Regions from separate parts of the Homo sapiens genome. Here region 1 is linked to region 2. A link is a contact called in ENCODE Hi-C data. All regions are on one chromosome and are shown on one strand. The core of a region is the stretch at or near the end of the contact, and the rest is flanking DNA. Distances in the headings are between cores, read along the strand shown.

Region 1 (3,135 bases), core at 182-2,681, 68 kb after region 2:
TAATTTCTTCAACAACAAAAGAAAAAACCAAAACAAAAAAATTTTAAAAGTGGAGAATTCTGTAATCTCAGAACTTTGGGAGTTCGAGGTGGGGCGGATCACCTGAGGTCGGGAGTTTGAGACAAGCCTGATCAACATGGAGAAACCCCATCTCTACTAAAAATACAAAATTAGCCTGGCGTGGTGGCGGGCACCTGTAGTCCCAGCTACTCGGGAAGCTGAGGCAGGAGAATGGCGTGAACCCGGGAGGAGCTTGCAAGTGAGTGGAGATCATGCCACTGCACTCCAGCCTGGGCGACAGAGAGAGACTCCGTCTCAAAAAAAAAAAAAAAAAAGGTGGAGAATTAATAGAAAAACAACATTGAAATTAGTAAGTTCTATTTGTCAAAACACTATAAAGAGAAATATAAAACTACAAACTTGAAAAATATCTACAACTAATTTCATCAATAAAGACTTAGTATCCATAATGAAAAATAATTCCTGCATACTAATAAAAATAAACTCAATTTTAAATGAGGAAATATTTGAATAGCATTCCACAAAAGAAGCAATCCAGTGACCACTCAATCCATGTAGGCGTGAGGAATGACATGAAATGAGACAGAGGATTGGAGCATTCAAGCATATGGGCCAAGTCAAGAAATTTTACCTTTAATACCAAAGAAATGCAGAGAAAGGTCTTAAGACAAGGGTGACAGGTTAGTTTTGTTTTTTTGTTGTTGTTATTTCATTTTGTTTTTTTTTTGAGACAGGATCTTGCTCTGTTGTTGAGAGTGGAGTGCAGTGGTGTGACTATGGCTCACCTCCATCTCCCTGGCTCAATAGATCCTCCCACCTCAGCCTCCCGAGTAGCTGGGACTACAGGTACATGCCCCTGTGCCCAGTGAGATGGTCTTAAACTCCTGGGCTCAAGCTATCTGTCTGCCTCAGCCCCACAAAGTGCTAGGATTACAAGCATGAGCCAGGATGCCCAGCTGGATTAGCTTTGTGTTTAAAATTTGCCATTCATATACAAAATTGACTTGGGATAGAAAGGGCTATGAAAAGGCACAAATATACCTATTTGGGAAGAATATTAGGATAAAAATATTAAGAATGAAAATCTAGTTCCAGAATCTCTGGTTGGGTTTATACCTATTGTCCAAGCATAAGTATCGATCGTTTCTTCTTTCACTCTCAGCACAAGCGCTCTATCTAATCGAGCCTCTGGGCGTGTGGAAGGTTATATTATGCAATTAATTCGCATTCTTTTATCCCACATCACAGAAAAGAATATTTCTCCTTGTTGCTAGTCACTGAATTAATCAAAGCTCTGCTTTTCTTTTTGCTCGCCAAGGACATATTTACAAGAAATCTTGTCTCCAGAGACCTCCGAATTATAAAGAGTTTCTCTCATTAGGATCTCACTTATTAATCACCATTTCATTACAAATATTGAATCACAGCTAAATGGAAACCAGATGTGGCACTCATCAAGTTTATATTTTTGAATCAGGGAGAAGATAAAGACATTTGCAGTTGCAACTTGGAGGCTACAGCCACATTGTTAGATTAGGGCATTTTTCAATTTTATCTGATATGTTCAGGTAAACCAAGGCTCCTTCTCAAAGAAACAGAAGTTTGAAATTTTGAATGACTGGAGTTGCTCAATGGCCCAGTTCAACAAAAATCAGCTCATAGCATGCAGTAAGTTCAATACCATAAGTGGAAAATAAAACCATAAATAATGTTATATTATTTTTCAATTAATAGATTGCACTGATATATTTCCATACCATCTTCTTATCTGATTTATAGATTAAGCACAACACATTTTAGAATACACAGTTATTTCTTTTTTTGGGGTGATAGCAGTTCTGGATCTGGGCATGAGCAATGCACATCCATGAAAGCAGGTAAAAGAAAAGAGGGAGTAGTATAATACGAGTTTTGATGTGTGGTGAATTGGATGAGTCTATATTTCCTTTCAGTGGTGAAAGGTGTGTGTGTGTGTGTGCGTGTGTGTGTGTGTGTAGTCTCGATGTATGGTGGGATTGGATGAGTCTATATTTCTTTTCAGTGGTGAAAGTTCTGTATGTGTGTGTGTTCAATGAAAAGGATGTGCACATTTAAACATGTTTGCATTGACTGAATTTTAAAAAATTCATAATAAAAGAGTCAATTCCAATGCCTGTCAATGCATAATAGTTCTCACTTTAGAGTCCTTGATATTTCTCTTCCTGATTAGTGTCACCACATCATTCCTTTAAACATTTTGATAAAAGAGATATCAATTAATGGTGCCCTGGTAAACTGTAATCAGAATAGATTCCCAAGATGAAGTTGGTTCTTTTACTTGGTCACAAGAAGCATTTTTCTTTCTATTTGGTTGTACCTGTCCCTTTAACAACCAGCTATTTAGGCGATCAATGTCAGAAAACTAGAACAAATAGAAACACATTTTCCAGTAGAGAGACATTCAGTTGACTCCATTTTGGTTTTCTTTCTCGGTTTAACTTTTGATTTACCCAAGAAAGACCAGGAAATCAGTGATTGCCTAGAGTGAAAACTGCCAGAAGAAGAGATTATATACAAAGAAGGATAAGGAATATTTTGGATATGATGAAAATAGTCTGCCCTGGTTGTGGTGGTGGTTTCATAGGCATATACAACTGCGAAAACTCCTAGAATTGCATACTTTAAATTGATACAGTTTACCCTACATAAATTCCAGCTACATTATTTGATATGGGTGAAAATCCATTTCAGAGTTTGGCTTAAACACTATAGAAGTCTGGGAATGAGGACTCCCATTTTACTGGACTAGACCAATCCAAAGCAAAATTAAAAAAAAATAAAGTGAGTCGCAGATGCTAGGAAAGATCATTGTAGAAATTGCTCAATATTTTTAGGTGTCTTGAATACATAATTGATATTCTTTTTCTTTGAATCTCAACATTGAAGACAGATTCTGAAGACCAGCAAAAAGACTAGACTGATGTAAATACACATTTCCTAGCTAATCCATACCCATATCCTAAGCATACGATAAATACTTCTGTACCTCTGCCTTTTCCTATGTGGCTTTCTTCAAAAATATCAGTCTAAAAATCATTCAGTAAAATAGTTCTCAAAACCTAGCTCAGACACTGT
Region 2 (3,152 bases), core at 515-3,014:
TTGTTTACCAGACCAATTTATGCTAGGATGGGACAGAATGGGAGTTAGAGGTGCTGAAAAGATGGAAACCTTTCGTGTTACCACATTTCTGTCATTCGGTGACTAAAAACTAACATGGAGCTACTTACTTGAGCATTTGAGGATTAATGAGCTTATTTGTGAGTAATCAGATAAGAGAAACAAAGATTTATTTCAGTAGCTCTCAAATTTTAGTAGGGAACAGGAGGAATCCACCCCTGAGAGTTTCTGATTCAGCAGGTTTTAGGTGGATCTTGAGAGTTTGCATTTCTAATAAGTTCTCAGAGATGCCGGTGTTTCTGGTCAAGGACAGCAATGGCGGAACACGCTTCTTAGTGCCTTTACCGCTCCATGGATTGGCTGGAGTGGCATCACCTGGGAACTTGTTAGAAAGGCAAAATATTGATCCCAGTTTGAAAGAGTCAGAATCTGCATTTTAACAGGATCCTCGGGTGATTTGCTTACATGAGAAAGTTTGGGAAGCAGCACTTTGGTACATAGGTTGTCACATACGAATTAGATAAATCATAAATCTGAAATGGGGTGTGTGACATTCCTGCTTGTAATATATTTTTCTCATGTTTATAATCGATAAATAAACAATACAAAACTTATAAATAATGATAAAGCACTCCAGACTCCTGAGTTCTGCTGCTGGTTAACAGTCAATTAAACTTCCTCAGTCCTGATTTCCTCATTGGGAGAAAAAAAGAGTTGGAATAGGTGAGCATATAGTTTCTGATTTCAGCAAATAGATTTTGTGTTGGTTGGAAGCTGAAGAAAATCAACCACCTGTGGTATAAATCCTTCGGCAGGAGACATCATGAATAAGCGATTTCAGTCTCCTGACAGCCACGGCTCAGAGTCAGCTGTTAGCTGATCTCCTGCCGCTGATATTGTGGCCTCGAAATTATCACTAGAACCAGCTTGTGCTTTGTGGCTCTGGTGGGCAGCCTAGGGGAGGAAGTGGGGGACCAGATGCTGGCAACAGGTCTTCCAGGCCCTGCATTTTCCCCATTGTCATGTTAGTCTTTGAGCTGACAACCAGAACAATGGCTTCTTAACCTACCCCAAATAATTTTGATAACCTTCTATTCTCATCCTTTTTTTTCCTTTTTCTTTCCCATCTTGTCTTTGAAAGTATCAGACCTCTGAGGAAAGGCTATTGACATTTGATCTGATTATCGTTGCTAGAGCCACAAAGAGAAATTTTATTTCTAACGTTGTTTTTTTCTTTTCCCCAAGAAGAGGCTTTCTCTTTGTATGTTTGGAAGAGGACAACATATTTGGAATCTTGAGATCTCAGATCTCTGTAATGAGCAGTTTGCCTAAGAAATCATGAATCCAGATTAATCACTTTTATTCCAGCAAAAATGCAACTCTCTTATTGCATTGTGTAATCTTATTATTATGCTCACTTCGGAGGAATAGGGAAGTCCTTACCTTGTTTCGTCTTGCAATACTAGAATTTCCTTGAAAGCAAAGTGAACCTGGAGTGATAGATTCACTTTCATGTTTCAGCCTGATTTTTTCCCACTGTATGCCCACGCGTGTGTGTATGAGTGTGTGTGTGTGCGTGCAGGCACACACACGCACACTCACATTTTCCTTTCTGCCTCCCCTTTCGAGCTCTTCCTGCCTTCTCTATCATGCGCAGGCCCCTGGCAGCTCGTGGTTGGCAAGAGCACGAACCCGTGGTCAGATGCAACGTCCTGCCTCATGCATTTTCCTCTTGGTGCTTTGGTCAGAACTTCCCCAAGTGGAGTGAAACTCAGGAGCTGAGAAACCGAGTCACTGTGAAAAGATGGGAAATTATCTCCTGCGAAAACTCAGGTGAGTCTTGACTCTTGGTGCCGCCTTTCTTGGGAGAAAGAGAACAGAGATAAGGAGGCTGGACATAACGCATTTGTAATGGTGAGGTACATTGTGCTTCTAGAAGGTTAAGCCTGAAGACAGCATCCTCTAGGAGCACACAGTGACGCCCAGTTGGCTCCTTCTCTTGCCTTACTCTGGAACAATGATAGGTTGCCAGATGTAGAAAACAAAAATACTGGATGCTAAGTCACATTCAAATTCCAGAAAAACATTTTTTTTTTTAGTATGAATGTGCCTCATATAATATTTTGGGCATTATAACATGGGTTGTACTTTACTAAAAAGTTATTCATTGTTTATCTGAAATTCAAATTTAGCAGTGCATCTTGTATTTCATCTGGCAACCCTACACAATTGTCACTTGAATTTTCCTGCTTCTCTTTTTCTTCATGTGGGTGTAGAGCTTAACTTTCCATCCATCAGCTTCGTGGGTTGGTATGAGAATGAACAGTTAGGTCCTTGCAAATTATGGATGCGGGATATGCATTTGAATGCCTTTGACTTTAGTCACACCTTTTTTGGTAATGTTTAGCCTTACACTCTTCCAATACTTCATAATTTATAGAATGTGTACAGATAACAGGCATTATTGTTCTTACATCTTGCTTAATCTTAAATGATGGGCTCTACAGCATCCCACTCCTCTGTCCGCTCTCCCAGTCCCCTTCCAGACAATCTTGCATATGACGTGACTACATTGATAGACCCAAGGCAAAACTCTCATCATATCGCTCCTGTGCTCCAGTGGGTACCATGTAGAAATATGACTGGACAAAAAGGGTATGACCTAACGCTAATAGACGGAGTGGAAAATCCCAGCAAGTCTTGTTCTGTCTGTTTAGATTCTTCTTGACCTCTCTGTGCAGCGTTCCTTACTTACGGGTATGGGGCAGAGGACTCTCTGGAATGGGGGCTTATGACCTACAGTCAAACAAAGTAGGTCAGAGAAGCTGTCTTTATGAGGCAGCAGATTGGCTTCCCCACACCTGATGGTTCATACCGTCTCCTTTCACCAGGTTAAATAGTTCAGCTGTCCCTTGATGTCTTCATTTAGTCTTTCAGTAAATTGCTATTTGTTAAAGAGCTTAAGGGTGGCTGGGCACGGTGGCTCATGTCTGTAATCCCAGCACTTTGGGAGGCCGAGGCGGGTGGATCACGAGGTCAGGAGATCGAGACCATTCTGGCTAACACGGTGAAACTCCGTCTCTACTAAAAATACAAACAATTAGCCGGGCGTGGTGGTGGGCACCTGTAATCCC

The links. A loop is a pair of places that touch in the nucleus more often than their neighbours do. Pooled maps may share reads with other maps.
Region 1: a pooled map shows a loop between it and region 2 (2.0-fold over the local background). The contact joins the promoter of OR14L1 here to the promoter of GCSAML in region 2. A Hi-C loop is called at or near these places in 1 of 50 pooled maps.

What each region holds. Positions count from the first base shown.
Region 1 is chr1:247,615,712-247,618,846 of GRCh38, forward strand. It overlaps OR14L1 (olfactory receptor family 14 subfamily L member 1), which reads left to right and starts at 1,432. Exons shown (of 2, transcript NM_001396106.1): 1 at 1,432-1,689. The coding sequence starts at 1,653. All of the region lies in intron 2 of LOC102724446 (a long non-coding RNA gene), which reads right to left.
Region 2 is chr1:247,547,370-247,550,521 of GRCh38, forward strand. It overlaps GCSAML (germinal center associated signaling and motility like), which reads left to right and starts at 1,765. Exons shown (of 5, transcript NM_145278.5): 1 at 1,765-1,851. The coding sequence starts at 1,823.